Linked DNA regions of Homo sapiens: region 2 is linked to region 1. A link is a loop called in an ENCODE intact Hi-C map of the cell type or tissue named here. Cell type or tissue: ascending aorta. All regions are shown on one strand.

Region 1 (5,000 bases):
CTAACAGCTATGTATCAATCCCTGTTAGGCACTAGGCACTGTGCTAGGTGTTTGGAAGAGTCATTCTCAGGCCTATCCTATCTCAGCAACCTGTAGGAATGTCCTCACCTCCAGAGTTAGCCCCCTTGGAAGGAAAATATTTAGTCCCACATTCATTTCTTTCCTATATGAACCTGGAATCACTGGGGGCAGCCTCTCTGAACTGCCCCATTTTCTGAAAAGTGTCCGAAGTACAGCCCAGGCATGGGGCATTCAGCACAAAGGGCCCAAGTCTTGAGAGGGAGTAGTTTAGGAGTGAAGAAATCCCAGCCTCCCACTATCCAGTCTTAAGGTAAAAAGAATTGTACAGATGAGCACCTTTCTTCCCCTTGGTATTTCCCTTTGGCATGACCCAAAGACCACTCCCATAAAGGGCCATACCCTAGTGTTTTCTGACAATCTAGGGATGAATTCCCTATTACATCTCAGGATGGGAGAAAAACAGGATTTGGGAGTTCTGGTTTAATCACTAAATGAACTTAATCTTGACTTCTGGTTTTGTCATCTGCAAAAGGCAAGTGGTCCTGATGGCTACTTAATAAAGCTGTCTGTGAGCCAAATGAGAGTGTGCATCTGCAAGTGCATTGTAAACTGCAAAAATAATTGTGGTTCTCTCTGGGCCGCCTTCTACTTCACAACAATACTGAGCTGACCTTACAGATAAGCTGAACAGATGGTTGCCTCCATGGTAGTATTTGAATAGCACCAGAAAGTTTCACCTCTCCAAAGCATCTTTCTGCTGGCCTGAAATTCAACCATTAGGGATTCATTTTGTTGCGGGGGCGGGGGGGCGGCTTACAAGCTTCCCAGGGTTCAGGAGCACTCTATTAAATAGCTGTTGTAATCACCCAGCAGGTTCTTCCTATTCGCTGCATAGACAAAACCAGTTCACCAAGACCACGCTATTGTAGTAGAGTTTAACACAAAGCCAGCTACGCAGAAGACAGTTATTACTCCAATCAGTCTCCCTGAATGCTCAGCGGTTAGGGTTTTTCAAGGATAGTTTGATGTACAGGGGATTAGGGAATGGGTGCTGCAGATTGGTTGGGGATGAAATCATAGGGTTATGGAAAACGGTCCTTGTGCACTCAGTTGGCCTCTGGGTGGGGGCCCCAAGACTGGCTGAGTCATGAGCCTCAAGTCCGGATGTAGTCAGTCTAAAAAACAACTCAAAAGATCCATCTTAGGCTCTACAATAGTGATGTTATCTACAGAAGCAATTAGGCAAGTCACAAATCTTGTGACCTCTGGCCACATGACCCCTGAGCAGTAAGGGATGATAGAAAATTTGCCTATATCTTAGCAGAATTCAGGCCCCTTTCATAATCCTGACCTTCTGGCCTTTCACTGGTTTTGCAAAAGTGGTTGAGTTTGGGGAGTGGCTATTATCCTTGCTGTAAGGTTCAACTATAAACTAAATTCCTCCCAAAGTTAGCTTGGCCTACACCTAGGAATGACCAAGGACAGCTTGGAGGTTAAAAGCAAGATGGAGTCAACTATGTCAGATTTCTCTGTCATCATTTCACAAAGGCAGTTTCACTGTGACCTGCTAATACTGTGGGGAAAAGAAAAAAACAGTACTCATTGGGCCTTAGGCATATTCTAGGTTCTTTGCAATACTTAATTTTGTTTTTAATCTCAAACCAGTCTGAGACAGGATTTACTATTCAGCACATTTTTGAAACTGGGAAAATGAGTCTCGAGATGTTTAGGAAACTTGCTAAAAGGTCACATGAGTGACAGGGTTAGGACTTAAACATGCGTGGGGTCGGGAAGATGGCAGGCACAGGGTATCAGGCCAGGGGAGATGCCCTAGAGCCAGCGACACTCAGCCTACTTAACTTCTTCTAAGAGCCGGTCACCTCCATAAGGACAGCCAGAGCTTCTGCCAGGAAAGAAAGAACGTTGATGCTATTCGTTTTCCAAAAGAGCGTATCTCCTCCGGCTAATCTGAACATATTTCTTACAGGGCTCTTGAATGCCCCTTTGTAGCTGAGTGGGTGAAACGGCATCACCAACATTTGGCCCTGCTGCTCCACTGAGAGCCGGCGCCGTTCGCGGGATAATTATCCTGTAGTCTTCTCACCTCCGGAGAGAATGCAAGGCGCCCTCCTTCCAAATCTGGCCCGTCACGCCAGCACCACTTATTTTTAGAAGCTGTTTTCCCCTCATAGTTTCACAACCTCTAATCTGCCACTCTCCAGTGAATATAAATTAAAACACAACAATGAAATATGGAGAAATGTTTTCTCCCGTCATCTCCAGCTCTCTGAACCCGGGGCTGGGAGTGGGTGGAGCGCCTGATTTGTCTCCCAGGCGACACGGAAAGGGAGGCAGTGAGACGTGCTACCTGGTCGCTTCCGGCTCTGATGAACCACTGCCAGCCAGTTATTAGGGAGGAGGGCAGCACTTGCAAAAATTTCAGGTCTCTGAGAGCCCAGAGCCTGAGAAGTGTGGAGGATACTAATTACACCCAGGTGGAAGCCTGGCCACAGCTCACCTCCTAAGGAAAGAGCGAGCCCATTAAATAGCCAGGAAGGAATGGAGTTCACAGGGGATTAGATTTCTAGATTATAGCCTCAGAGTCATTCTCAAATTTATCTCCTAAAATCTGGAGGTCAAGGAACAAAAGCACCCTTGAAGAACAGGTAAAGGGAGCCTGGTCTGAATTCTTAGCTCCTGACAGCCAGGCCGCAAGAGGACAGACATCCCGTGCACACACGCCCGCCCCATCGCCAAAGAAAGCTCTAGAGCTAGACACTTAGACTGGCCTTTCATGAAATGACAGCACCTGCCAAACACAATAGGGAAATAGTTAGTCCAGCCAGGCAGTGCCATAGAGTGGTCAGAGCATGGGAATTTCAAGCAGACAGCAGCAGGCTTTAATCCTCACTCTACTCTCCCCAGATGTGTCACCAAGGCAAGTCACTCAGCTTCTCTGAGGCTCAGTTTCCTGGCCTGTAGAGTGGGAATAATTATAATACTATCTTGGTTGTCAGGTTTAAAAGACCAAATGAATGTCACTGCCTGGCAGACTACTTAAAACAATAAGAGGTGCTAAAGTTACTTTAAACCAACCCTCTCCACCCTCTCCTTCCCCACCTCAGTTTCATACCCCAGAGACCAAATTCCTGATGGATTCCTAAATGATATCTCTGCCAAATACTGGTGCCAGGTGCTGGGCAAGGCACAGTTTTGCAACCAGCTGTCAGGCAGCAACAACTTCACAGTCGTACTTTTATTCAGTGTGTGGTAAAACTTCTGGGACAAGAGTCAAAGTCGTAGGGCTTTAGTGGGAAACTGCCATTGCCTGACCAGAGGTACAAAGCACTGGCCCTTCCCTCATCCCTGGCCTGACCTAAGAGGGCTGGGGTACCACAGGACTGTTGACCCCACTGAGAGCTCAGGGTGCCAGAAACACTGCCTGCCACGTGATTCCTATTGGTCCTTCCAGAGATGCTAACAGGCCTGGAGGCTGGAGGTCTCTCTGCCCACACTTTCACACATGACCTGGAGCAGGGGGTCCCAGCTCTGTAGCTGCATTTCTGACCCAGTTGGATACCTTGACATGGTCCCAGCAAGCAACAGAGCACCCATTGTACAGCCTTCCCCAGCCCCAGAGAGGGACTGTCCCTGCCAAGAACAGAGGTGCCACCCAGAATCTGACAGCAGGGGAGGCTCCCCAAGCATTCTACCCAGAAGAACAAGCACCCTCCCCAGATGGCCTGTGGCCCACCCTGCCCTCAGTTCCTAGCAGATCCTCAACTTGGCCTGCTTTGATGTTTGTGAATGGCAGGTAGGAAAGGTCAGGCAAGTGGAAGAAACCTAAAACCATGCTCTCTATGGCCATGGAAGCTTCCTAGGTATTATTACATAGCTGTAGTATATTAATATTACTGTCATTAATTGATATTATTGTAATGTTACTATAATATACATAGCCATAATATAAACACATTATAAAGCTGTAATAGCTTATCTTTATTCTACTATGTGGCAAGTCTGTACTAAGCATTCTCCTACTCTAAACCCCCACAAAAGTATTAGCTATGAACTATCATTGAATTTCGTTTTACAAACAAGGACAATCCAAAGAGGCCAAGTTACCTGCCCAAGGCCACACAGTCCACAAGAGCCCAAGTTCCCACTCAGGCCCATTCTTTTAGCTCTGTGCCACCCAGCTCTGCAAATGTAGCCACCCAAAGCCAATCAAGCCAGTGGTAGAGTTCTAAAACCAAATCTAGGGCTCTGTCCCACCAATCTCCACCTGGTGCCTGGAATTCCTCTATTTTTGTTTTTTGTTCTGTTTTGTTTTAAAGTTTCACTCACCCCCCTCCTTAAACCCAAATATCCCTGGGACAGGATGGAAATCCATAAACAGGTGCCTGAGTAAGACATCATTCACAGAGCCTTTTCCTCCTGACAGCTGGCCAAGAACAGGAGAGGGGGCCCTGGGCAAATCTGCAGGATTACATCAGAGCTTATTTTCCCCCGTATGCCCCTAATTTTCTACATGCTCTTCCATTCCTGATGGATTCCTAAATGATATCTCTGCTAAATCCTGGCGCCAGGTGCTCTTCCATTCTCCCAGTGATCCAGAACTTTCTTGCTGTCATGAAGAAAACTGATTTAATAAGTAAACTCATACTTAGGAAGCTTCCCATCCACCCTGGCCCCCCATGGTATCTCACATCATCATCAGACCAAAAGAACCCATACCCTCATCAGTGATGACTCAGCAAAATCAACTTCACATGATTAGGAAGCTCACATAACTAGCAAGGCGAGGAGGTTCTCTCTGCCGGCCACCTCCTCCCGCCAGCACTCCACCACAGCCTGCCTACTGTCTGCCCGTTTGGACTAGCAGCTGGTGCTGTGGGATCTTTAACTCCACTGAAATTATGTCACAAAACTGGGGCATCGTAGGGAACCTAGGAAAACAGACAAGAAATAAAGACTCC
Region 2 (5,000 bases), 240 kb before region 1:
CAGGATTCGTCAACTCAAAAATAAATATAAGGACAAGAAGAATGAAATGCAGGACTAGAACTTACATCGGCAAGTGCAGGGTCAAAAAGGAAGGCCTTGGTGAAGACAGGCAGGCCCAGGTGCTAGGGAGCACATTCAACCTCTAGATTTCTTTTGACCTCAGTAGGGGGAAGCAGTGACCAGCAGTCACCTGGGATGGAGGTGCACTCACCAGGGCAAGGGATCTGCAGCAGAGTCCAAATAGGAGAACCTTGGAGGGGCTCAAGAAAGCAGCTCTTGGCAAAGCAGCATTCGATATCTCTCAACCCAGAAGGCAGGAGGCCAGCTCCTGACACTGCCAGCACCTTGTTTAGCACAGCCTTCTCCCTCCTCTCTGACCCTGGAATGAGAGGTGGCAGTAAAAAAGGTGGCAAAGATTTGCTATAAACTTAAGTTCTGGATTTTGGTTAATCTCTTAGAATGGACACGTTGAACTGAGGTTGTGTTTTGTGATAAAGTGACCACGCAGAGTGTGAACTGGCCAAGTGTGGGCCTGCTGGAGTTTTGTACCCAGGGGCAGGAAATGCACTCCCATTGAAAAGACTCTAAAGTGGGAAAGGAAGCCGTGGTTGCTCACGTGCAGAGGCCAGGCATTGGGCACGCCAGTCACAAAAATCATGGCAGGGACACTAGGCCTACAGGCCTCACCTTGCATTTGCAGACCCCCAGGTTCCTCTAGTGGAGCCTCAGGCTCAGGAAGGGACACAGAGAAGGCTGAGGATGTGGGACTTGGAGGGCTTTCTCCTCTTCAAACATAGCTTTCACTGCTTTTTATATTCGAGTTTCAAATAAGCTTCCATTTGAAGGGGATAGGATTCCATTGCTTTAAAAAGCTCTTGCAACCTGCTTTCTGTCTAATCCCGTTTAACCAATTGCAGAGGGAGGGTCCTAGAGGGGAAGTGATCTGCAAATGTGGAGGCAGAATTAGAGGTGCAGCTCTGACTTATAACCCTGGGCCCTCCCCTGCCATCCCTGACCCCATGGTCCAACCTACTTTGATGTCTGCAATGTGATTTCAGATTTCTCCAGGATTTGTCAACTCAAAAATAAATGTAAGGACAACGATAATGAAACACAGGACTAGAACTTACATCAACAAGTGCAGAGTCAAAAAGGAAGGCCTTGGTGAAGAAATGGAGGCCCAGGTGCTGGGAGCACGTTCAGCCTCTAGGTCTCTTTTGACCTCAGTGGTCCTCTGTCACCTGCGATGCTTGTAGGAAAGCAGATTCCCAGTCCCCATGCCATCCTGGGGTACAACCCAGAATCTGGATTTCTAATGAGCAGCTCAATGATCTAATGGCTGGGTAAGTTTTGATCCATGGGGTGGTCGCACATATCAGGCCAAGGATGCTCCACATGTGGCGGGGACAGAGTGCTGCACACCGGGCTGGCTGCTCACCAGCAATGAGACACACCCTGGAGGAGTGTAACAAGGTAGCCTGCAGGCTGGGCGGGGCCTTGGGCTCTGGAGGAGCTTAAAGGGCCGATTTCCAGGCCAAGGTGGGCACCATGAAGGAACAGCAGCTGAGAGACCCCAGGAGTAATCCATGTAAGGACCCGTTCTAGAAGATAGCCCAGCAGAGGCAGGGCATTAGGCTACACAGTGGGTAGCACCTGGAATGACTTCAGAAGAAAGAGCTGGTGAAGGAGGCCTTGGATGGGGGTCTGCAGCCTGGGGGACAGAATGAAGTCAGGCTGCAGGTGAGAGGGATAATTCTGGTGAGGCCCTGTTTGGCCATCCCAAGGGGACTGAGACCTCAACGAATGAGGAAGAAGTTCTGCTAACTTGGGCATCTCAGACTAGCTCTGGCCATGGACCATCAAGACAAGGTTGTATATTTTCATAAGGAGCCTGAGTCCCAGAGCATCTGGAAATTAACGTATTATTCTTGCTCATCTATGTCAGTGGTTCTCAACCAGGGGCAACTTTGACAATATTTGGAGATATTTTGGTCACCACTCCTGAGAGTCAGGGTGGAGAAGGTGCGAGTGCTACTGGCATCCAATGGACAGAGGCCAGAGAAGCTACTAAACATCCTACAGCACACAGGAAACCCCCTACAACAAAGGACTACTCAGCCCAAAATAACAACAGTACCGAGGTTGAGAAACCCTGGTCTATGATGAAATCATTAGAGGAGCCCACTGCCCTTTGGGAAAACTTATATTTGAGTTGCTATGATATGGAGCCCTGATTTAACTCCCTCCACAAAGCAGCACACAATGGAGTTCTCACACCCCGGATGGCAGCCAGGCCTGGGAACTGGGCCCCGGCATGCAAGTATGTGCCGGCCACTGTGTACCATAGCAAGTTTTATTAAAAGAAAAGATAAACAGCAATGCATTGTGTAATCAGCTAATAATAGGTAGTGAAGCCTGTTGGCTTCTCACCCTCACACCCCCGCTGCCACGCCTCCTGCCATCTCTCACTGTCCCACAGCGATTGTTGTGCAATGTCACTGGGCATGTAAGAAGTCCCTTTGCATCCTTAGCCCCGGCCACTAAGGCTCCACTCACATGGTTTCTAGCAGGCAAACCCGATGTCTCTTGCAAACCACTAAGTTCCTCAAGGCGGGGGCCGAGTGGGGGACTATGCTTCTTGTTTTGTAATCTTTTAATGTGATGGTCAGCCAGCTGTGGCCACAAGAGGAGACAGGAAAGACTCGAAAAAAACAACACTGCTATGCTCACAGGTCCTAGCGACAGGCGGCACGGCACCTAGGGCCACATGGGAAAAACAGCAGAGCTGGGGAGAAGGGACTGCCGACCACGCTTTTATTGGGGTTTCTGAGGGAAACGCAAGGCAAGGGACGGTGAACCCTTGGATTGGCTAGTTTGAATAATTTCAGCAGATTCTAAACTCTAAGAATGGTCCCTGGTTGCCTGGTGCCTGGCCCCAGCGTGATTAAGGCAGAGGAATACTGCCTCTGGGTGTCTGGGCCAGACTCAGGTGGTGAGCTTCTGGACTGGTTAGTCTGCATATCAAAGGTATAGTCTGCACTGGTCCCTTCAGTCTCCAAGAATTGGCTAGACCTGGGAAGGGTCGTCTCTCCCTACCTAGAAAGGCTTTTTATGATATCAAAACATCATAATATACAGAAAATAAAAAATACAGGCCGAGTGCAGTGGCTCACTCCTGTAATCCTAGCACTTTGGGAGGTCGAGGCAGGCAGATCATTTGAGGTCAGGAGTTCGAGACCAGCGTGGCCAACATGGTAAAACCCCACTGCTACTAAAAAATACAAAAATTATCTGGGCGTGGTGGTGGGTGCCTGTAGTCCCAGCTACTCAGGGGACTGAGGCAGGAGAATCACTTGAACCTGGGAGGCAGAGGTTGCAGTGAGCCGAGATCGTGCCACTGAACTCCAGCCTGGGCGACAGAGCGAGACACGGTCTCAAATAAATAAATAATACAAACAGTACATGTTTCTTCTCAGAAGAGCGAGTTCACTTTCTTTTGGGGCCATTCAGTTTGCAGATAGGGTGACTATAACCCACCCTAAACCCCGCATGTTTCTTGCCTCTCAACTGTAGGTGTTCATGAGAGATCACTCCCAACTTGTCCAGACAGCTGCACCCTACTTTCTCCCAATTTGCTCTCATGTGTGCAGGTCACTGAAGCACTAAACATCATTCCTTCTAAGATATCAGGGACATGGGTTCTCTGAATCTCTCAAAGGTGCAACCAAGTCCCTTAAAGGGCATGGTGGGTGCAGAAGGGTGAACGCACAGAAAACTTGCTGTCTCTAAGCAGGGCTCACCCAGATTCTTTCCACACTGGAAAAAAATCTATTCGTTATTTTGAGCAGTGACTGAGATGACACCGATGACGTATAGCAAAGCAGGAATTATCTTTAGGAGCAGAAAGATGAAGATGTACTGTGGGTCTGATAAGATAAAAGCGGCAGCAGATAAAAACATTTATAAAGAGAGACAATGGCTATCTGCCAACCAGGAGAAAGAAAACTCACCCACTAAATAGAAAGAAGAAATGAAAGGAAGTCAAGTCAAATTCTGTGACAGGCTGCATATTAGTGTTCTTTTCTGTAAGAAGACTCAGTAACAGAAGAGAAAATGGAAAGGGATGGTGGGTGCTGTAGTTTGGGAGCCTTTGATGACCTTGGAGAAGGTGCTTTCCCCTTCAGCAGCAGTTTCCTGTATATAAGAGGAAAGAGAGAGTGTTGTGTTTGCCTCAGAGTCACGGTGCTGTTTAAACGCAGTCAACACAGGTTAAAACACTGTGTGAGCTGGGAAGCGTTATATGTTTAAGAAACAGGCTCTCAAACTGTAGTATACAGAATTGTGGCTTAGAAGAGCAGTTAAAAGTACAGATTCTGACCCACCTTGGGTTGACTTTTGTATAAGGTGAGAGACGAGGATCCAGTGTTGTTTTTCTACGTGTGGCTTGCCAATTATCACAGCACCGTTTGTTGAATAGGGTGCCCTTCCCCCACCTTATATTTTTGTTTCCTTTGCTACAAATCAGTTGGCTGTAACTATTTGGCTTTATTTCTGGGTTCTCTCTCCTCTTCCATTGGTCTATGTGCCTATTTTTATGCCAGTACCATGCTGTTTGGGTGACTATAGCCTTATAGTATAGTTTGAAGTTGGGTAACGTGATGCCTCCAGATTCGTTCTTTTTGTTTACTCTTGCTTTGGCTATGCAAGCTCTTTTTTGGTTCCATAAGAATTTTAGAATTGTTTTTTCTAGTTCTGTGAAGAATGATGGTGGTATTTTAATGGAAATTGCATTGAATTTGTAGACTGCTTTTGGCAGTATGCTTATTTTCACAATATTGATTCTACCCATCCATGAGCATGGGATGTGTTTCCATTTGTTTGTGTTATCTATGATTTCTTTCAGGAGAGTTTTGTAGTTTTCCTCGTAGAGATCTTTCACCTCCAAATGGTGTTCACAGCAACCTGGATGGAATTGGAGGCCATTATTCTAAGTCAACCAA

The links. Hi-C counts contacts between places; a loop is a spot of excess contacts. Peaks named below come from ENCODE experiments on the same cell type or tissue, not always from the same donor. Only the 100,000 strongest peaks of a DNase experiment are listed, where the experiment ranks them.
Region 2: it touches region 1 in a loop (6-fold over the local background); 1 of 110 quality-filtered maps calls a loop at or near these places.

What each region holds. Positions count from the first base shown.
Region 1 is chr15:58,488,401-58,493,400 of GRCh38, forward strand. All of the region lies in intron 1 of LIPC (lipase C, hepatic type), which reads left to right. The region is part of intron 2 of LIPC-AS1 (LIPC antisense RNA 1); the gene reads right to left. Among named protein-coding and RNA genes, the nearest start is that of LIPC-AS1, 7.8 kb to the right of the region's middle. In ascending aorta, no CTCF peak of the experiment used is centred here; DNase peaks (open chromatin) are centred at 2,171, 2,341, 2,841 and 3,259; H3K4me3 peaks cover 721 bases; H3K27ac peaks cover 2,613 bases.
Region 2 is chr15:58,245,924-58,250,923 of GRCh38, forward strand. No RefSeq gene overlaps it. Among named protein-coding and RNA genes, the nearest start is that of AQP9, 110 kb to the left of the region's middle. RefSeq lists an enhancer at 2,379-2,879. In ascending aorta, no CTCF peak of the experiment used is centred here; a DNase peak (open chromatin) is centred at 2,478; H3K27ac peaks cover 1,715 bases.